2 separate regions of the Homo sapiens genome follow, and region 2 is linked to region 1. The links are chromatin loops, found by intact Hi-C in ENCODE. Cell type or tissue: HepG2. All regions are shown on one strand. Links, peaks and the distances in the headings refer to the core of each region. The heading gives the core; the rest is flanking DNA. Region 1 overlaps VTI1A (vesicle transport through interaction with t-SNAREs 1A). Region 2 overlaps VTI1A (vesicle transport through interaction with t-SNAREs 1A).

The links. A loop is a pair of places that touch in the nucleus more often than their neighbours do. Peaks named below come from ENCODE experiments on the same cell type or tissue, not always from the same donor. Only the 100,000 strongest peaks of a DNase experiment are listed, where the experiment ranks them.
Region 2: it touches region 1 in a loop (7-fold over the local background); 1 of 110 quality-filtered maps calls a loop at or near these places.

The regions. Positions count from the first base shown.
Region 1 is chr10:112,683,612-112,695,027 of GRCh38, forward strand. The region is part of intron 7 of VTI1A (vesicle transport through interaction with t-SNAREs 1A); the gene reads left to right. Among named protein-coding and RNA genes, the nearest start is that of MIR4295, 55 kb to the left of the region's middle. In HepG2, for the core only: a CTCF peak has its summit at 5,891; no DNase peak of the experiment used is centred there.
Region 2 is chr10:112,746,116-112,757,531 of GRCh38, forward strand. All of the region lies in intron 7 of VTI1A (vesicle transport through interaction with t-SNAREs 1A), which reads left to right. Among named protein-coding and RNA genes, the nearest start is that of MIR4295, 120 kb to the left of the region's middle. RefSeq lists a silencer at 7,835-8,129. In HepG2, for the core only: no CTCF peak of the experiment used is centred there; a DNase peak (open chromatin) is centred at 4,876.

The sequences.
Region 1 (11,416 bases), core at 3,491-7,490:
TTCAGTCATGTTTCAAGTTCAATATTATATTGCTCTACTCACTTAATATTATAATCTTAAAGTTTCCACATAGCCTTTGTGATTTGTATTTTTGCCAAGTTTTAAAAAGTTATTATAATAACAAAGGATTTTTAAAAACCTCTCATTTGGGGCCAGGCACGGTGGCTTACACCTTAATCCCAGCACTTTGGGAGGCCGAGGTGGGCAGATCACCTGAGGTCAGGAGTTCGAGACCAGCCTGGCCAACATGGCGAAACCCTGCCTCCACTAAAAGTACAAAAATTGGCCGGGCATATTGCTGGGTGCCTGTAATCGCAGCTACTCAGGAGGCTGAGGCAGGAGAACCGCTTGAACCCGGGAGGTAGAGGTTGCAGTGAGCTGAGATCGTGCCACTGCACGCCAGCCTGACAACAAGAGCAAGACTCCGTGTCAAAAAAAAAAAAAACACCTCTTATTTTGTAAGGGTAAAAAACGTTATCAAGAAACAGGGAGAAAATTATTCATAATTATACTGGCTAAAGGTCACAACTATTAATTGGCATATTTTATTCCAGTTTTTTCTGTGTATTTTATGTACAACATATAAAACTTTATATCCTATTATTTGCATTAAGAGTAAACGGAAAGTGTTTTCCCATGCCATTAAAAACTCTTTGTAATCATTATTTATATGGTTGTATGGTATTCCCTCATAGAAATATTTCCTTTCTGTTAAACATACAGGTTTTTTCTAGCTTATAGCTATACAGTGAAGCTATGTATCTTCATTCATAAACTATATTATTTGCTTAGTGTGGCATCCTTGAAGATAATAAATGCTCATCTCTTTTTTTTTTTTTTTTTTTGAGACAGAGTCTCATTCTGTCACCCAGGCTGCAGTACAGTGGCGTGATCTTGGCTCACTCCAACCTCCGCCTCCTGGGTTCAAGAGATTCTCCTGCCTCAGCCTCCTAAGTAGCTGGGATTATAGGCACGGGCCATCACGCCCAGCTAACTTTTTTGTATTTTTAGTAGAGATGAGGTTTCACCATGTTGGTCAGGTTGGTCTCGAACTGCTGACCTCGTGATCGGCCCATCTCGGCCTCCCAAAGTGCTGGGATTACAGGTGTGAGCCACCACACCCGGCCTGCTCATCTCTTTTATGACTTCCTCATTCTTGAGTTCTTAGCTCTCTAATCTTGAAGTCAGCTGGGATATATCTTCAAATAACTTTTCAAGAAAGGTATATGATTTGGATCTGTTTTTTCTATATAGGAACTGCCACCAACTGCATATATGTGACATACACATGTGTATGTATCTGTGTACATTGGGCTGGCCGTAATATTTTTAGATCCTACCCTTCTTAGGAATCTATAGATGTGGAACCATTGTCTTCTGGCATTTCGTGTTTCAGAATAGCAGAAAAATAGACCAATTTATGATACTCTGGAGTGACATGTTGTAGGTTTTCTTTGTTTAGTTTTGGTTTTTTAAATCTTTGGAATTGAACAGAGTCTAGATATTTCTATATATGATGACTTTCACTCATTTTGCATGGATCACAGAACTTTAAATCTGCAAATTCAAGTCTTCCCTCTACCTACCAGAAGCGGTTTTTTAAAAATCATGTCTTGGATTATTGCTTCCATTTCAAATTTTCTGGTGTCAGGATCATCCATGATTCTCACACTAGACCTCTGTATCTCTTATGTTTGTCATGTTTTAAAAATAATTTTTTTCTCTTCTTTTTCTTCTCATTTATCTCCAACACCATTAACTCCCCTCTCTAGCATTGTTTCTAGTCTGTGCTGCTGGTTATGTGAGTATTAATGCTGCTGTTGCATTACTGGTTTCCTTGAAATCTTTTCTTTATCCTATTGCCTCATCTCTTATCTCCTTGAAGTCTCGCTGGTTCTTACCTTACCGTTTTCTGCCCTGGCTTTATAAAGCTTTACCTTCTTACTGTTTTTATTAAGGACACCAAAGTATTTTCAAAAACATTTTTTGGTTTCTTTAGTTCATAAGTTTCAGAATCGCATTCTTTCTCAGAATCTTTAGGATGTTGTTGTTTTTTTCCCCCCTTGTTCTGTAGTATTGATTTTTCCCATCAACCTCATGTTATTTTGAGTTTTTTATTTAGTTACTTTTCAAAACGACTTCTTGAATCTGCAAATGGAGAGCTGCTTGATATGCTCGCCTCTGTCCCAATTCCCTTTGTCTGTGGACTGTCTTTATTGGAAAGAAATGAGACTTCTTCCTTCTCCCACTCCTTGACTCTGTTGGGAAAAATGTCCACCCCTTATGTGTACAACTGTCATATCCTTCCCAAGCTTACCCTGCCACCACCACAAAAAAACACACTATTTATGAAGACCACAGTTCCCAGAATTCAGTGCATGATGCCATACCTTCTCTATAGCTACCTAATACTGATTTATTGTTTTCCTGGGAACTCTGGTTTCCTTACTGCATATGGAACAGAAACAAGATGGGGAATGTGGAGAAAAGGAAAAGAAGACAGCAGTCCAAATACCTCCTGAGTTACGATACTTATAAGAGAGATTGCATCTTGATTTCTGGTTGTTACAAACCATGCACTTTCTATCTAGTAGAAGACTATGTGGCAGGTGAACCACTTCTTTCATTTTTCAGCACAGTTCATTTTTTGTAGCAGTAGAAAATCCTAGGCTCTGGCAGTTTGTGATGTAAGTTTTGGTGGTGTAAATTTTCATCATCTTCTATTTTCTTCATTCAAATGTAATGGACACTTTGATAGGGGCAGCATTAGGATCCATGGAGAGGCACCATTGTAAACTGGAAGCTGAGTGATTTTTAAAATTGCCCTAGATAAGGGGGCCATACAAACTATTTCTATAGCCCTACCCTTGGGCCTGTCTGCCTGGGTGGTCCTGTTTTAACTGTTGGTATTTAATTATTGATGATTTACTGACACAAGGCATGGAAGCCTTAGGGAAAATGAATTCCGACGTGCTAGTTTCTTTAGATGAATCTTCTTTGAGGTTTAAGTGTCCTTCTAAGTGGTATAGTGAGGCAGGATTTCGGGGGCCATTTCAAATACTGCCTCGCAAAGTCAGCCACGGTGTAAGTGCCTACTATATGCTCTGGACAGAATGAACCTTATTAAAGGGCCTAGTTCTTTCATAGTTTTCATGTAACCCATTGATGTCTTTCTTTTCACACGTTATTTCCTCTTGAACATCACTGGTTTCGTGGTGTTTTTCTAAGGCTTCTGAAAGGTACTACAAACTATGTATATAGACAGGATTGAACTCCACCAGAAGGTGGAATTTTTCTTTAGGGGCACTGTGCCATCAAAACTGAGCTGGTGCCCAAATGCCTCCCTTTAGAGCTTGCTGCCTTGATCATGCAGCTGAGCTGTCTTCTCAGATGCTCTGTGGGCACCGCTGTAACCTGTTCCCTCAGCTCTGCTGAGTGTGGCATAATCAGATTCCTTGCTGAGAATCGGTGAATGGAGGGGTAGAGGGGAGCCAGGGCTAGATCCTGGAGGACTTTAGGAAGCTGCAGATCAGATCAGAGAGCCTGGATAGGCAAGGATGAAATCAAACTTCACCACATCAACAAAACAGGCCTAGGCATACTACAACTTTTTTTTTTTTTTTTTTTTTTTTTTTTTTTTGAGACGGAGTTTTGCTCTGTCTCCCAGGCCGGAGTGCAGTGGCGCGATCTCAGCTCACTGCAAGCTCCACCTCCCGGGTTCACGCCATTCTCCTGCCTCAGCCTCCCGAGTAGCTGGGACTATAGGCTCCCACCACCACGCCCGGCTAATTTTTTGTATTTTTAGTAGAGATGGGGTTTCACCTTGTTAGCCAGGATGGTCTCGATCTCCTGACCTCGTGATCTGCCCGCCTCGGCCTCCCAAAGTGCAGGGATTACAGGTGTGAGCCACTGCGCCCGGCAACTTTTTTTTTAAGCAACAATTTTGCTTTAATAGGACTTGAAAATTTTCACCCAGTTTTGCTTTAGGGAAAAATGTATCAACAATATGTCTTGTCAAGATATTATTTTGTAACATTTTCAGAATGAAACCCATCTCTGGGCACTGGGGTTCATTCTTGGTGCACAACTGCCTCGTTGATCAAGTTCTCTGGCTTTTATTATTTCTGCTTGCAAATAGAGATACAAAACAGCCAGCCTCAGAAGAAGGAGGGGCTGATTTCATCAGCATGACTAAAGCTGACAGAGTACTTGAGAGGACCTGGCAGGGTACTGCAGAACATCTTGGCCTTGCAGATCTGTGAGAAGGAAATGGGCACAGCCCTACAGACATGAACCAATGGACATGATATGGAACCATCCTGGCCGGTGACCAAGTCTTTTTTTTTTTTTTTTTTTTTTTAAGACTGGGTCTTGCTCTGTCACCCAGACTGGATTGCAGTGGCGCGATCTCAGCTTACTGCAACCTCTGCCTCTCAGGTTCAAGCGATTCTCCTGCCTCAGCCTCCCAAGTAGCTGGGATTACAGATGTGCGCCACCATGCCCGGCTAATTTTTGTATTTTTAGTAGAGACAGGGTTTCACCTTGTTGGCCAGGCTGGTCTCGAACTCCTGACCTCAGGTAATCTGCCCGCCTCAGCCTCCCAAAGTGCTGGGATTATATGTGTGAGCCCCTATGCCTGGCCAAGTCTTTTTCTTCTCATTTTTATTACACAAATAGTAACGTCAAAGCAAAAGAAAACTTTTTTTTAAAGAAAAGGAAAAAAAATCACTCCTAACACCATAACCTACCCCATCTACAATGATCTCTCCCCTCCCTTTTTTTTAGTTTTTACTTTTTATTCATCTGTTGACATTTTTCTTCATATGGCTCTAATTGTAGTGTAGCCAGTTTTAAGTTCTGCCTTTTTGTTGTTAACATTGCAGCTTGTACTACTAATGTCAATTTTTTTCTTTTTTTTTTTTTTTTTGAGATGGAGTTTTGATCTTGTTGCCCAGGCTAAAGTGCAGTGGCGCAATCTTGGCTCACTGCAACCTCCGCCTCCTAGGTTCAAGCCGTTCTCCTGCCTCAGCCTCCCTAGTACCTGGGATTACAGGCACATACCACCACACCCAGCTTATTTTTTGTTTGTTTGTTTGTTTGTATTTTTAGTAGAGACGGGGTTTCATCATGTTGGCTAGGCTGGTCTCAAACTCCTGAGCTCAGGTGATCCACCCACCTCAGCCTCCCAAAGTGCAGGAATTACAGGCATCAGCCACTGTGCCTGGCCTACTAATGCCAATTTTTCATAGTTATTATAGTTATTGTCAGTAGTGGGTTTTTTAAAAATCAAGTTATTATGACATATATGGAGGCTCAGGAAAGCCCAGCAGTGTGTGGTTGACATTAATTTGGTTTCAGAAAATAAAAGGGCTGCCTCTAGCATGTCCTTAGAGCTCCTCAGCCTGGTATTTAAGAGCACTCTCAGTTTTGACAACTGGGTACTGAGAATTATTTGTACCTTTCTATAGTGACCATCCAAACCACTTGCATGTATTAATTTTAACGTGTTTGATGATAATATTGATGACAAAAATGTATGTATAAGCAGAGCAGGCAAGTCACTCTGGTAGGGAAAAGTGCAGTGAATTCCAGAAATAGCCCCACTTTTCCCAAGGTATTCCCTACCTGACTGGAAGGTAATACTGAACTTGGGTTAAGGCTCCATGCATTGTCTTCATCAGATGTCAGTGCTTGGAAATGTCATCAGTAACAGTCATGTGCACCTACCTGGTCATGTGTTAACCAAGTGTAATGTGTCTCCACCTTGCACAAAGCACTGAGGGGCAGCCTCTGCATTCTGGAGGTCAGGAGGAGGGCCTGAGGGAAGGGTGGTTTTGGAGCTGACTCCAGGAGACATGGGTGGGGTGCCCTGGTAGGAGGTGCTGGACAGCCAGGGGGCAGCATGGGAGCATTTTGTATGTGATGAAGGAGGACAGAGAATTGGAAGAGGGGGATAAACGAAAACGTCACCGTTCTTCCTGAGCCCAGCCCTGGGGAGGATGATGGATGACTTTTTGTCATCTTTTGTATTTCCTCGGGGCAGCTAAAGCAGAATCTCTCCACTGAGACCAGAGGTTGAAAACTGGAAGTCTGTGGGCCACAAGTGGCCTACAGATTTTTTTACTTTTGCTCTGCACAGTTTTTTTTTTAATTATTATTTACATACAACAAAATTCACCCATTTTAACTGTAGAGTTGGATGTTTGTTGGTATGCATATGCAGCTGTGTTGCCTTGCTCCACCACCACACATCAAGATATAGAACAGTTCCCTCACTCCAGAAGTTTCCTCCTACCCCTTTGCATTCAAATCTCTTTCCCCACCCTGCCACAGAGAGCCACTGATCTGCTTCCTGACATTAGAGTTTTGCCTTTTCTAAAATTTCATGTAAATGGAATTATACAGTGTGTCATCTTTTGTATATGACTTCTTTCATTTGCATAGAGCTTTTGAAATTAATCCATGTAGTTGCATATGTCAGTATTTCATTCCTTTTAATTGCTGAGTAATATTCCAGAGTGGGGGTATACTACAATTTATCTATTCACCAGTAGATGAATGTGTAAGTTGCTTCCAGTTTGGGGCTATTTTAAATAACGCTGCTGTGAATATTTGTGTATATATCTTTTTGCAGACATAGGTTTTCGTTTCTCTTGGTAAATACTTAGGAGTAGGATTGATGGGTCATATGGTAAGTATATGTTTAATTTTATAAGAACCTATCCGATTGTTCCCAAAGACACTGAACCATTTTGCAGTCCCATAAACATGGATGAGAGTTCCGGTTGCTCTCCATCATTGCTCTTAAAGCATCCAAACACTCAGAACCCATTAAAGGGCCACATGGCCTCCAGCTCACCCCAGTTCCTATTTGACCTATTTTCCTCATTTACATTACCCACCTGTAACCTGTAGGTTTGTGACCTGTGCCATTGAGCAACTTTATGCTCCATAGCATATAGCAGGGTGTGACAGTTAAGAGCAGGGTCTATGGAGATTCTCGGTTGGAATCTCCATCTTGCCATTTATAAGCTGTCACTTTGGACTTCTCTCTGAATTCGCTTCTTCATCGGTAAAATGCTAAAAACACCTTATTTATTAGCTGGCTAGTTGTAAAAATGAAAAATATAGAGCATGTGAAGCATCCATCACAGGACTGGGCCTGTAGAAAATGTACAATAGATGGTACCTGTTAGTATCCATGCAATAGCCCCATGATTGTCTATTATATGTGTGTGCATCAGAGTCACCTGCACAGATTCTTTTTAAAACATAGGTCCTGCCCTAGCCATAGGTGCCCCTGCCCCAGCCCTCCTTCAGAATGAGAACTTCCCAGGCTGGGCCTGTGCATATGCATTGTTTTAAAGTCCCATAGTTCGATCAAAGTGGTTCACACCTGTAATTCCAGCATTTTGGGAGGCCAAGGCAGGCGGATCATTTGAGGCCAGGAATTCAAGAACAGGCTGGCGAAACCCCGTCTCTACTAAAAATACAAAAAAATTAGCCAGGCATGGTGGTGTGTGCCTGTGCTCCCAGCTGCTTGGGAGGCTGAGGTGAGAGAGTCTCTTGAACACAGGAGGTGTAGGTTGCAGTGAGCCAAGACCATGCCACTGCACTCCAGCCTGGGCAACAGAATGAGACTCTGCCTCAAAAATAAATAAATAAATAAATAAATAAATAAATAAATAAATAAATGAAAGTTCCACAGATAATTGGTATGAGCATCCTTGGCCTACAACTGTTGGATGGGAAGATGTAGCAAGGAACCCTACATTCTAAACTCAGTTCTACTGCCAACTAGCTATGTGACTTTGGACAAATCACTTAATCTCTCTGAGAGAGCTAGTTTAGTTGAGATATGACTGTAGCAAATTTGGTCTTTCACAATGATTAGGTTCTTCTTGGTGGACAGTAGCTACATTTCGAGGCAGAGGAATTGGAGGTGGTTGAGGGCTATGCCTGTATCACAAGTGATATATCCAAATGAAAGCAAATCTCAGCCTGGATTCAGGCATACATAGAAATGTGAGTTAGCAGGCATGCACAAAACCATCACTCAGCATGTCCAATAGGCCCAATGAAGTCCTGTCCTCTTTCCTGATGGGAGGGTACATTGACAGCAACTTGCATGGAAGGTTCACTTGAGGCAGATGTGAGACTATGCAGCAATGGGAGTTGGCTAACCTTCTAGTCAAAGTGACATGGTAAAATCCTCCCTTGAATGGATGGATTCAGACCAAAATCTGAATTCAAGGACACCATTCAGGGAGACTCAATTGGGATCACTGCATTCTGATAACCTTTCCATGCATGCTGTGGAAGTGCAAGTGACACTATTTCAAGCCAGTCCACATATCTTCAATACTGTTTCTAATGTCTTAATAATTATTAGTTATGCTAATTAAGAGTAATTAATTAATAAGATAAAGATAGCTGCCACACATGTATGAGCTGCCTCTGGAATGTGGCTTTTCATTAGTCTTTTAAATGTTACTAAACACCTCTGAAATGTATATTCCCATTAGCCCACTTCAGTTACAAACTCACCACCCTAGAGTGTAGATTAAAATAACTAATGCACATATATGTCTCCCTATCTGTGCAGAAATGCTTTAAAGTTAATTACAGACGGTATAACAGTTGATTTCTGGGGTTCCATCCAAACTTAAGATTCTACAATTCTACAAATGAAGGGTCCTAGTAAATGTACTTGTTTCTCCTCATTCTTCTGTCTGCTCTTTCTGGAAGCCTCTGAATTCCCCAGGCCATGTCAGTGTCTTTCCCCTCCCTGCACCTTCATGGAAGCACACACTTCTTTCATGGCATCTTACTTCAGGCCCAGAAACATGCACTGAGGATTCCAGCCTTTGTAAAATGGCATCTCTTTTGATTTACCCACACTGACCTACCTTATTTCCCAGATGTCAATGATTTGAGTAGTACCATCACTGTTTTTATTGTGGGGAGGTGGGGAGGGCATACCTACCTGCCTAACACCTATATTATTTTTCCTTTAAATTGGCACAATTTCTTCTTCTTTAGCTTTATCGCACAGAGTATTGCCCATGGTTTTAATGTGCTAGCTATGCATTTTTTCACACGTTAAAATAGATGCATAACTAAATACCTGAAATAAAATGTTAAAAGTAAGTAATCATCTGCGTGTTGCCTAAAATCAGCTCTCGTTTCTCCAGTGGTCTGCACACATCACAGTGGGAACCACTGCTGCACTGGCCTTGGCGGGTTCCTTGCCCATCTCCCCACCAGACAGTGAGTCCCTGGAGGACAGGGACGAGCTTTCATCTCTGCCTCACCGTGTCAGTAAATCTGGTGCCTTGTGCATAATATGCATTCAATAAATGTTTGATGAATGAATGTCTCTCTCACGAGCACAAGTGAAATACCACAGCAAACACAAATATCTGCTATTTTCTCTCACTTTGATTCCCAACCTCTGATAAACTCTTAAGCACTCAAACATAGAATCAAAACATAAATAAGTACCAAACATGTGTAAGTGAAGTGCAGCCCATTTTTCTACCTCTTAAAACTTTTTTCTTAAGTAACTGTTATTTATTTAGTTCCCCTAATGTTAAGGGGAAAGAAGTTAAATGATTTAAATTTGTAAATAATTCTTTAAAAATAACTTAACTGGCGGGGCGTGATGGCTCATGTCTGTAATCCCAGCACTTTGGGAGCCCGAGGCAGGCAGGTTGCCTGAGGTCAGTAGTTCGAGACCAGCCTGGCCAGCATGGTGAAACCCCATCTCTACTAAAAATACAAAAATTAGCCAGGCGTGGTGGTGGGCACCTGTAATCCCAGTTACTGGGGAGGCTGAGGCAGGAGAATCTCTTGAACCCAGGAGGCGGAGATTGCAGTGATCTGAGATTGCACCATTGCATTCCAGTCTGGACAACAATATTGAAACTCTGTCTAAAAAATAAATAAATAAGTAAATAAAAATAAAAATAGCTTATCTGACACAAGGCTCAAGGCACCTTCACCATGTAAAATGTAAAGATCTTGAAGAACTCTAACTTCCGAGTTGAAAATGGTGCTTGAACAAAAGCAGTGATCAAATTATTGTCTCAGTTTCCCAGAGGAAGCACAAAAGGTAAATTAAAAGGCCCTAGTTGCTCTTTCTGAGTGCTGACTGACCCAAGATAAATATGCACTTGGAGAAATAAAAGGCACTTCTGGCCCAAGAGCCTGTACACATTCAGAGTCTCCACGGGATCACTGTGCCCTCAGTCTTTGTCCCACTGTAGAACAAGGCATTCCTGATCCAAAACTTAAAATATTTTATCTGTTTTAATGCGAGGCTCGGTGGCTCACCCCTGTAATCCCAGCACTTTGGAAGGCCAAGGTGGGCGGATCACAAGGTCAGGAGTTCGAGACCAGCCTGGCCAATATGGTGAAACCCTGTCTCTACTAAAAATACAAAAATTAGCCAGCTTGGTGGCGCGTGCCTGTAATCCCAGCTACTCGGGAGGCTGAGGCAGAAGAATCGCTTGAACCCAGGAGGCGGAGCTTGCAGTGAGCTGAGATCGCGCCACTGCACTCCAGCCTGGGCGACAGAGTGATACTCCATCTCAAAAAATATATATTTTTTATCTGTTTTAATCTGGACTGCCCTTCCCATCTCCCTCTCCACCCCAGAAGCCTTAAAGCTGCTTGAGGGCAAGGGACTGAAGCTTATTTTGCTAGTACCTTGCTAGTTCCTGGAACAGAATGGACACTCAGGAAGTATTTGGATGGATGGATGGATGGATGGGTGGATGGATGGATGGATGGACGGACGGACAGACTTAATGAATAAAAGAACAGACGAGCTGTGACACTAATTTACATGAAGCTTGCTGACTTACCTTTCTGCATTTTAGTTAAAGATCTGGAAGGAAACATTTAGGAGAGAACTCTAATGTCTGGAAGCATGCCTCTGAATGGCAGAGTTAGTCTCTTTATTTGGGGTGATTTTTTACTTCTAACCTCCTTTAAACAAAGTTTGACGATTCAGTCTCAAAAAAAAAAAAATCTTTTTCAATCTGAGTTGGTCTCAGAAAGCATATGTTCCAGCTGGGCACGGTGGATCAAGCCTTGTAATCCCAGCACTTTGGGAGGCGGAGGCGGGCAGATCACCTGAAGTCAGGAGTTCGAGACTAGCCTGGCCAACATAGTGAAACCCCGTCTCTACTAAAAATACAAAAATTAGCCAGGCATGGTGGCAGGCATCTGTAATCCCAGCTACTCAGGAGGCTGAGGCAGGAGAATCACTTGAACCTGGGGGGCAAAGGTTGCAATAAGCTGAGATCACACCACTTCACTCCAGCCCGGGTGACAGAGTGAGACTCTGTCTCCTAAATAAATAAATAAATAAATAGCAAATGTTCCAAAGTAAACCAGTTGACTGAAAGGT
Region 2 (11,416 bases), core at 2,539-6,538, 62 kb after region 1:
GCCAACTTCCTTGAAGACTCTGGAATTTCATGTCTATTTGAAATCAATTTTATGATATAGAATTTCAGATAAATCTGTACGAAACAAAACTCACTGCCTCTACTCCACCCATGTTTTAGAAACCATGTTGCTCCTCATTCATCTGGGAGTATTTCTCAGCATGCCCCAAGGACTGATAAATATAGTACAGTCCTTAGGTTTATCCTGGTGTCCCTAAGAGTCACAGTTCAGAAATGGTGGGACACTCTTAATTAGAAGGGGGACAGCCAGCAGCGACCCTGCTTTCAGTGCCCTGGCACCTACAGAAAAAAGCCTTTCTGTCTGATAAACCCTCTGGTGTGTGCAGCCCACCGCTGTACACATGGGCGGAACTCGCTCTCACAGAACAAGTGTGTTTGCCAAAACAGGGAGTGAAGTGTCTTGCAAGGCCACTTGTTCCAGAAGAAAGACAGGATAAGGGAAGTGGCAGAAACTGTGATAGGGAAGGAGTTTTTCCACGCTAACAAGCGTGAACCGATAAGCCTGACCTTATAGACAAATGTTGAGGGTCCTAAGAGCACCTCTCAGGCCAAAATTAACTGAGCAAATTTGACTTGGCTTCCCATTTTATAATGGAAAAAATTCCTAGGGAGAAAGAAAACTCAACATTGGCTGCTATCACGGCTGATGGATTTGACTTCTTATCTGCCAGATTTTCCTACTAAACAAGTCAATGGAATCACTTTCTAATATGTCCGAACTAGAAGGTTGCATGATAAAAATATGTTAATAATATTATCATTCTTACAGTCCCTGGGCCAAGAATGTTTACAGTCCTTATCTCATTTAATCCTCACAAGAACCCTCTGGGGCTATTTCAATTTACAGATGAAGACAGTGAGACTCAGAGAGATCCAGTCACTTACCCAGCGCAGTCACACAGCCAACAAGTGGTGGAGACCAGATTTGAACTAGGGCAGTCAGATTCGGGGGCCTGTGCATTTATCCACTGTTACACAGTGAGGTCCATCTGAATCTTATTCCTGTTTCCCTCCTCGGGACTCCACCGGGCCTCCAAACACTTCCCATAAATGGGGAATGCCTTAAGACACTCTCTGAATGTTACCTGTGATGTGGGTAAAGCAAACAGGAGCTGTTTTTATCATCTGCCACAAGTATTCTTATTAGCATGCATTGCTTGATGACGGGGATACGTTCTGAGAGTTCATCGTTGTGCGAACATTACAGAGTGTGCTTACACAAACCTAGATGGTAAAGTCTACTACACACCTAGGCTGTAAGGTATATCCTATAGTGCCTAGGCTACACTCATGTACAGCATTTTACTGTCCTGAATACGATAGGCAGTTATAACACAATGGTTAAGTATTTGTGTATATAAACATAGAAAAGTTACAGTAAAAATACTGTATTATAACTATAGTTTCCGTTGTTGACCAAAACGTTGTTAGGTGGCCGATGACCGTAATTGTTTTGTTTTGTTTTCTCTTGGGGTGCCTAGAATAAAACATAAGAATATTGGTAAGGGAGCAAAATAAATATGTATTGGTCCCCGAAAGGCTTGATACATGCTTGATTCTTCACCCTTACCTGGAGACTGGGTTGTGTAGAAGGAGGCCCTCAAAGAGGAATACGGAGAGTATGGCTTCTTCCTTCTGGCAAACTCAGAGTTCAGTGCTGCCCCTTTGGGGGCTGGAACAAGGTTCCCCATGTGTTTCTCAGTTGTACCTAGCAATTTCCCTAGGAAGTTTTTGAAGTTTCCAGGGTTGGCAGCCACACTCATATGGCCCGGCTGGAGGGTACAGTGGCAATCCAACGCCCAGACAGGGTCCTGGACGTTGGACTCCTAGACCAAAGCGGAGAGGAAGTGATGGGTCAAGGCGACAACAGGGAGCCTTAGGAGAATGTGTGCTCCAACCCCTCATCTCATAGGTGGAGAAACTGAGGCCCAGGTAGAGGAAGTGACTTGCTAAAGGTCACTCAGCTAATCTTGGTGGAGCCAGCACTAGGATTCCTGACAAGAGACCCCTTCCACCATAGGCTGCTGACATGCCCGGCTCAGGGCAACATCACCCACCCAGACAGGTACCTCCCACGGCAAAGCCTAAATACACAATGTTAGATTAGTCATACAGCAATCCAATTTGGGGTTGCATTTGGAAATTGTACTGGTACTGAAAACAACAATAGCCAGAGAGGCTTTGCCCATTTTTCTCAGGTGGCTAGATTTTCAGTGTAGAACACTAAAAAAGCTATTTAAATTAACTCTATTTTATTCGTACAGTTGGGGACTCATCTATAAAAACACATGTTGTCACATTACCTGAGCCAGTCAAGTTTTCTCCAGATTTATATTCCACAGCAGAGATGCAGGGAAGTTGCCCAACAAGTCCTTTATTACTTATTCTGAAAGCCAAGATGTGCCCTGGATAATTATACACATGTACAAATAACCCACACACAAATGACACCTGTTACTCTTTTTTTTTTTTTAATTTAGAAACCTTTTTTTTTTTTTTTTTTTTTTTGAGACGGAGTCTCGCTCTGTCGCCCAGGCTGGAGTGCAGTGGCGCGATCTCGGCTCACTGCAAGCTCCGCCTCCCGGGTTCACGCCATTCTCCTGTCTCAGATTCCTGAGTAGCTGGGACTACAGATGCCCGCCACCATGCCCGGCTAATTTTTTTTTTTTATTTTTAGTAGAGACGGGGTTTCACCGTGTTAGCCAGGTTGGTCTCGATCTCCTGACCTCGTGACCCACCCGCCTCAGCCTCCCAAAGTGCTGGGATTACAGGCGTGAGCCACTGCTCCCAGCAGAAAATGTTTTGTCTTACATGCTTTAAGTATATTCTTATCAAAACCTTGGAGTTACAGATTTAGTTCATTCGAATTATGGAAAAGTCTACCGTATGACCCAATGAGTAAAACCAATCTTCGTTGTCAAATAAAACAACCAGGTAGACTGATTTTCTAACAGAACAAGTCTGACATGATTTTTTTTCTGTTTAAATATATGCATTAATACATGAACCAAGGACAACCACATCACTTCTGTTCTAATTCTAGGGTAGTTGCGAAGCCAGTCCAGTGGCCTTAGGTGGATTTATGGAGTGTGGAGCTTTAAGCCTGTCTGTGAATTTGGCATATGGGGCAGAAGGCACTGCCACCTTCAGTACTGCTTACTGACACTCTATTTGCTTTGTCCTCACAAGACTTTCTCAGAAAAACTACATTCTTTGAAAATGAGGGTAGGGGGTGGAAAACGTGAAACCATGAATGAAGATTGTCAAAAGTTGCACCACCCTAGTCTACAATACATCTGAATTCAGATCATCCCAACAAGGGTTGAATGCTGCTTCACCCTTGATAGGAATATGTGTAAGACAGGGAGGAAACTCAGAGCTGTAGCTGGGATCTGTGGCCCTTGATGAAAGGAGTAGCTGCTTACAGCAGTCCTTCGTATTGCCTGTTTGCCTCTATGGAGGTTTTTACACTTCAGGCAGAGCTACTTAGTAAAGTGGGAGAAGGCATTTAAGGAAAGAGAGGGAAAAGAACTGCAAGATACCTGGATTGCTTTTAGCAAATAATACATATAGGAGGGACCTGGAAATCAGTTCCCTTAAACTTAGCTATGCTCTAGTTTGAAGACTTCAAGAAAAATCCTTCTAGATACTGACAAGAGGCCATATACCCAGGCATTTTTTGCAGCACTGGAGTAGCAGAAATTTAGAAGCAACATAAATGTTCATCATTTGGGAAGAGGGTCGATGCAGTAGCATACTATATAGCTGTTAAGTGAACCATGCACACATATATGCAGTTTGAAACTTACATTGAGTCAAAAGATAATTTTCAAATATGCTATACACAAAGTATTATGCATGTTGATATATATGTAGTAAAAGTATAAAAACAGGGACAAGCTTCAGGTTAGTAGTTACCTGGAGGTAGAGATGAATGAGGAGGAACTGTCACATGTTATCTTATCAAAAGACCAGCTCAGCCTTCCATGGGATTAAATCAATTATTGTCTTTGGGGAGAAACAAAGAGACTGACTTTTTTTTTTTTAGTTTTGTTTTTGTTTTTGTTTTTTGAGGTAGGGTCTCACTCTGTTGCCTACACTGGAGTGCGGTAGCACGAGCATAGCCCACTGCAGGCTCAAACTCCTGGGCTCAAATGATCTCCCCACTTCAACCTCCCAAGTAGCTAGGACTATAGGCATGCACCACCATGCCTGACTAATTTTGTAATTTTTTTTTTGGTTTTCTCGTTTGCTTGTTTTTTGAGAGAGGAGGTCTCACTGTGTTGCCCAGGCTGGTCTGGAGCTCCTGGACACAAGCAATCCTTCCTCTTCAGCCTCCCAAAGTGCTGGGATTATGTGAGCCACCACACCTAGCCAAGACTGATTTTTAAATCTGTGTCTTGTGCAACACTCTAATGGCAGAAAGGGCTTTAGAGTTTCAACTTAAGCTTTTGTGGGAGAACAAACTAACTGAGCTGCCTCTCACCTAGGATACTCCTACAGCCCAAACTACGAGTTCAAGAGAATTCTATCTTGGAAAGGACTGAGTCTTATTAGACTGCTTATCCCTAATACTCTGCAGAGTCATCCCTCATTTATTTTTTAATGAAATTTGACAAAATATGTACACTAAGTCTCCTGTAGAATGGCCATAATTTGTGCTTAGGAATGCATAATTTTATCAGGATCTCTGTAATTAGATATTGTGCAATAGAATAAAAAGCAAATACTGTGTGTCCCATGGCAACCTCGGCCTTTAGTATCTCACTATCTTTGAGATAACAAAGGTTTCCACAGACACACGTACCACATGGGATTTTTAAGTAGACATCCAGGAAGAGAACGAAAGTTCCCCTGTTGGTTTTCCCCTATTTTTAAGTGTGAGTGTATGAATGTGTGTTTTGTTCTCTTCCTTTTATATTGCCTCCTGGATTTGGGTTGTTTTCCTTTATCTGTCCGGACTGTAAATGTGGATATGAAGGTTCATAGTCCTGTAGAATAACGTCAGTGCTTGAGCTAGTGTTTGGTGTGAAGTACCTATCTTTTGAAGGGAGAGAAAAGAATTACGACTGTGGTAAGATTTAAGAGGACAGAATTAAGATTATGTAAGGGTTGAAGAAAGGTTTGCTGGGAATGTGGTGTGTGTTTTAGCAGAGACCCCAATGACCTGCCAGGGCACGTAGAGAGAGCAGGCTACTTGAGGGCAGGGAGTAGACCACCGCCATTTCTGTGACCTCACATCTGGCATGGCCAGGCACACAGTAGGTACTCAATAATTAACTCCCTGCTGTTTCCCTAATCATGTAGAGGAAAGCAACAATGTTCAGTAATTAACTGTTTAAAAAAAAAAAAAAAAAAAAAAGCCCTGCAAGCTGCATCTTTGCTTCTAGACCAAGAGACAGCTGCCCACATCTCATGGGGATGCAGTTAGGACATAATTTAAAATATCATCCATTTCTTCTAAAATGTGTAGTTTCTTTGGAGGCAATTGTAGCCACTTTTGTAAATAGGACCAATAAAGGGGATAAAATTGTCCATCACTCCACTGAAATAAGGAAATAGAGCAAGAACCTAGGAGTTATAGTACTCTACTAGAGATTACACATTATAGAATAGTGCAGAAAGCAAGCCACATGAAAGGGTCAATTTAATGTCGCATCCTGCAGAGGTGAGGAGTTGATCTCCAACTATTCTCATTGGTTACACAATCACATTGAGGTATTTAAATCCTGGCAGGTGGGAGCCTTTGCTTCCTTTGCTCAACGGTGAATTCACATGGTGGTGTGGTAGGCAGAGGTTGCACGGCATTCTCTAATAGCTACAACTTACCTAGTCTTATCCAGTATAGGTATCAGGGAAGTGATTACACATGTTCAGATACATCAATTTAACAGTAATCAAAGAGTTCTTTTAACTTAGAACTCAGGGAAGTCAGGTCTGTCTTCTCAAGCTGAGAAGAACCAAAGTCATGGTATAGACATAACCATACACAGGTAATGTAAAACTATAAGCTGAAAACAGGTATAGAAAAAACACGAGAAGATGCAGTTATGAGAGGGTTGCAGATGCTAATGACCAGTTCCTCCCAACTAAGCTGTGGTGAGACCCAGAGTCAGGAGCTACCAGGACTGAATCCAGCCTGGCTCCAGCCAGGGTCCCCTTCTCTGTTGTCATACTGATTCCATTTTGTCCTCTGATCCCCCTCTGTCTTTTCCAGGTTTGTGCTATTCTGATTACATTATCGACTAGTCTGAAGCAGAGCTGATATCTCTTTACCGGGGAGTCAGCTTCACCAGCCACAGCTGCTGAAAGAATAGCTTGGAGATTTCACCCACTGCATTTCTGTTGCTCAAACTTTTTGACCTTTGTGCTATTTGAGAAATCTTTGAAATGCTGAAGGTATGATTCTCCTTCAGGGGGAACATGCTTTGGAAAAACGCCCACTTAATAAAATGTATTTTCTTTCTGCTGTGGCTGCCAGGGTTTTTATAAGGCCCATTTGCTTTAGCTAGGTGAAGAACAGCTTCTAGAATAGATGTTGCCTCCACTTAGGAAACTATGGATTGTTTTCTGTATTGAACTATCACACTACAGTATTAGTGTTTGGGGAAGAAAGAATTCTGCTGCCTGGTTGGTGTTCTGCTATTTACTACCTTAAAATTCATCCCATTGGGGTTACAGTGGCTTGGCAGTCTCTTTTGGGTATAGTGTAGACTTATTTTTGGTACTTCAGCTCACTTACATGGACTTGTTTTTTACCAATGCCCTTTTTTTTTGTATGATAGAGGTCTATAATTTGTGGACTCCGAAGCTACATTTTACAAATCAATAAGAAAGACATGAAGCCTGAAAAACGGTTTTTTTTCCCTGATTTGTATGTGTATCTTACATAAAATTTCTTCTAAATTAAATTAGATTTAATTATACATTGGAAAAAAATTACCTTTAAAAGGATCAGAGTTTATAAAATAGATGTAGCCCTGAGGCAATGGTGTTATATGAACATTCTACCTGTAACATATACAGATTTGCGATGTTATCAGCTATTAGACTCAACAACTTATTTTTGAAAAAATAATCCTTTGCCAGGTTTATACACATAAGAGAAACAGCCAAGAAACTTTACTCTTTTAAATATAATAATAATAATAATAATAATACAACCTGGAGTTTCATAATCAGAAAGAACAGATGTCCCCAAGACACTTTTGTCAACTCTAGAAAGGGATTAAGTTTGTCTTTTATTTTTTGTTTTTTTCCCAAAATTACTATCCTCAGAGAGGGAGAAAGTATGCAAATCCTAGAAAGAGTTTATTCTCCTTAAAAAGAGAGAATTTTCCCTCCAGGGTTATTGTTTGCTCTTGAGACAAAACCTGTAATTACTATTATCTGATAGTGGATAGCATGGCGTGCGCTATTTGCAAAGAATTTTTTCCATCATTGTTTTCATTGGCCATTCGGAGATATAATTTGGTGATGAAAATTAGCTATTTTCCCCTGGTAAGGGAAAAGAGACTATGCAAGAGCAAAAATAGACTTTTTTCCCCAGACTTCTGTTCTGCCCACCCAGAGTTGAAGTCGCCAGGAGCAGAGTATGATTATTTTTCGTGAATATATTCATATGAAAAGAATTTGATATTTCTTTCTCTCACGGTTGGGAAAGCCTCAATTTCAGCTTATATCCTTGACTTTGTGGGGCTTATAAAAGAGAAAGAAAACCCTTTTGGAAAGAAACCCTTTAGGTCAGAATGAATCAAACCAAGAGAATTTCCAAGCATCCTTTCCACCATCAAGTCTAAAACTGTAAGAAGAAGAACAGTATACACAGCACAGGTCAGGATTGTGGAGCCAGGAAGAGATCCAGCACGCAGACGTCTTGCTGCAACTTGATGTAAGTGTGTAAGTTGGACCGCGAGAGAAAATAAAGCTGTCATTCTGTTCGGGACATTGCACTCTGCAAAAACAAGAAAACTTTGGGAAAATGTTAAGCCCAAAGCAAGCACGTAGAGGTTCCTTAGAAGGTACACCCACGGAGAAAGGGACTGTTGACTTCTCAGGAAGTTATGAAATCTCCTATGTAAAATGTAGTCATGTTTTTGTTATTACTTGATTTAACACTCCAGGAACTTAGCCCAAGCCAGCTGTGATCCTCAGGCCGCCCCGCTCATTAAAATCCCCCCCTTTCGATTCAGACTCCCTCTACCATGACTGACTCCTGCCCAGCCTGCTGTCTGTCAACTGATTCTCTGTAGAATCCAGGAATGTGCCTGTTCAGTGCTCCCAGGAAGTTTCTTCTTAACTGCTGCTTTTCTATCTACAAAAGTAAAAGTTCATTGTAGAAATTCTGGAAAATTCTGAAAACCACAAAGAAAAAGTTCACGACACAGTAATTCTCACCTGTACACACAGTGTACTGTTAAAACTTTGATGATATAAAGCTGTTAATATTTTTTAAGCATTCACACTAATTCTGCAGATACCAAGAGCTGCAAGAAATCACCTAACATGGAAGAACTGAGGCTTTCAAACCTCATTCTTAAGGACAAAGGCCACATCGTCTCTGTCTTTATGCCCTGGCAGCTGGCCAGGCACCCAGCATGCAGGGGGGCACAGAGTGTCTGCAGCATCCACAAACTTGGGGTTTCCGAGGAAAGGGAAGGCAACAAACTAGAATCGGTCTAGGAAAGAGGAAAAGAATTAGTACTTCTCTCAAATGGAGACTATAAAATATATTCCTCAATGATGACATTTTTCTGAAAATGTCAAAAATGTGTTCATAAGATGATTTGGGGACTGGGGCTCAAAGGTTTCCAAGGCTGTTCAGAAGATAGGTTTGCTTAGCTGGGCGCGGTGGCTCATGCCTGTAATCCCAGCACTTTGGGAGGCTAAGGTAGGCAGGAGTTGAGGCCAGGAGTTCAAAACCAGCATGGCCAACAGGGCGAAACCCTGTCTATACTAAAAGTACAAAAATTAGCCGGGCATGGTGGCACACGCCTGTAATCCCAGCTACCTCAGGAGGCTGAGGCACGAGAATCATTGGAACTCAGGCGGTGGAGGTTGCAGCGAGCCGAGATTGTGCCACTGCACTCCAGCCTGGGTGACAGAGCGAGACTGTCTCAAAAAAAAAAGAAAGAAAGAAAGAAAGAAAAGTATGCTTCAAATTCTGTGACATATCTGCCACCCATAGCAGAAAGATGCCCGCTTGGGAAAGCAGACCCCAGCAGATGCTCTTTGGGAAGAGGCCATTATCTGCCAGGGTGGGGGCCACACTATCCACCTTCAGTACTTGATTCCTGGTGGAGAGTGGGTTAATGAAGAATAGTGGAGAAGTAGGAGTGCTTGGTATCCAGGTCCTTATAACTTACCAGGGTCTGCACGTGGACCAAATGTCCCTGCACGGAGCAGCGCCCATAAACAGATTACAGAACAGCCATTCGTTAATCCCAAAACAGTTTTCTGTCAGTTAATTAGAAAATTCATCTTATTTTGCCTCCAGGCCCTGTAGCCTTATTGCATTTGCACATATTTCAAAATGTTTCAAGTACTGACCAGATAACATTAATGAATATATTAGATAGGCAAACGCTTTTAAACAAAAAATAATAAACATACTTGTGTGTATATATATAAAAAATGTTAATTTCGTCTGGAGCCAAACAGGTAATTTTCCCCTCAGCATTTTTTCAGTCAGCTAAGACAGGTTGGCCTAGGAGTGCAGTCAGCCTGTCTGCAGTCTCTGGCTTGACTTGCATACCAGGGTCAGAAACAGACAGCGAGATGATCTGATTGGCCCAAGTCCAGAGCATGCTCACAAGGGCTTCTTTGATGAAAGGGTTCTTGGTAAGTACTGTACCAAAAGCAGCCTGCCACCCTCCTTTCAAAGATACCCATTTAGAGTAATTCCCAGAAAGGAAAAAAACAGCGAGAAAAAGAGAGAGGGAGGGGAGGAGAGGGAGAAAGAGCTGAACTACGGGATCACCGCAAGAATAATTATGCTCCGTGGCGTGGAGAAAGGGGTAAAAGTTATTACAAGTAAACTGTTGGATGTGGAACTAGCTGGTTGGCAACTCCACAGGCACATAAGGAATGTGCAATTAAGCTCATTAAAACATCATCATTATGCTTATCAATCTTTTTCCAAAAGGGGTGGGGCGGGGCAGTGTGTTACGGCATGACTACTTTTGCAGATAAAGATCCCGGGCTACCTAGTTGCCTCTCTCAGCAAACAAAATCAGCCATTCAGTTCCACGCAGCATTTACACTTAGGCAGGCTGGCTCCGACTACATGACACTGGAGTCATGCCTGCACTCTGGGGGAGGCATCCAGGAGGCTGTCTTCTCTCAGCGGGCATGCTTCCTTCTGCTGTGATCTCCATCAGAAAAGCCGGTCTTTATTAAACACCTACTACATGTCCAACACTGGTGTTCAGGAAAATTCAGAAATACTACATATGATGGAAGCCCTGCCCTCTAGGTACTGTTAGCTTAGTTGGAGAGGTGAAATCTGGTCTATGAATCTAGAATATGTCATTAAAATATTTTTTTCTCTCTATTAGCCCCTAATAGGCCAATAGAGATATCCAGCAATAAAAGGCAAATGTAAGCCTGCTTTCTTTAAGATGTATCATTTGGCTGGGCACAGTGGCTCACACCTATAATCCTAGCACTTTAGGAGGCCGAGCCGGGAGAATCCCTGAGTCCCAGAGCTCAAAACCAGCCTGGGCAACATGGCAAAACCCTGTCTCTACAAAAAGTACAAAAAATTAGTCAGGCATGGTGGTGTGCCTGTAGTCCCAGCTACTCAAGAGGCTGAGGTGGGAGGATCACTGGAGCTCAGGAGGTCAAGGCTGCAGTGAGCCGAAATTGCGCCACTGCACTCCAGCCTGGGTGACAGAGTGAGACCTTGCCTCAAAAAAAAAAAAAAAAGATGCATCATTATGCATTCATTCAACAAATACTAATTCAGAGGCAGCCAAGTGTAGGCCTCCATTAGCTACTGTAGGTACAAGGGTGACCAAGCAGGACATGCCCTGGGCCTCACCCTGTAGCAGAGAGACAGTCAGTCAAGCATAACTTCCATGACACAAAATTGCTATGTGATGAGTGCTGGGAGGGAAGAGGAGTAACTATTCCACACACAACTTGCCCATTTTCCAACTTATTCCTGGAGGAAAAGCTCTTTTGCCTTTGCTTTCACCCTTTCTTTGTTGCTGTGATTTTTTTTTTTTTTTTTTTTTTTTTTTTTTTTGGAGACATAGGCTTGCTCCATTGCCCAGGCTGGAGTGCAGTGACACCATCTCAGCTCACTGCAACCTCCGCCTCCCAGCTTCAAGCAATTCTTCCGCGTCAAGTGATTCTCCCGCCTCAGCCTCCTGAGTTACTGGGAATACAGGCAC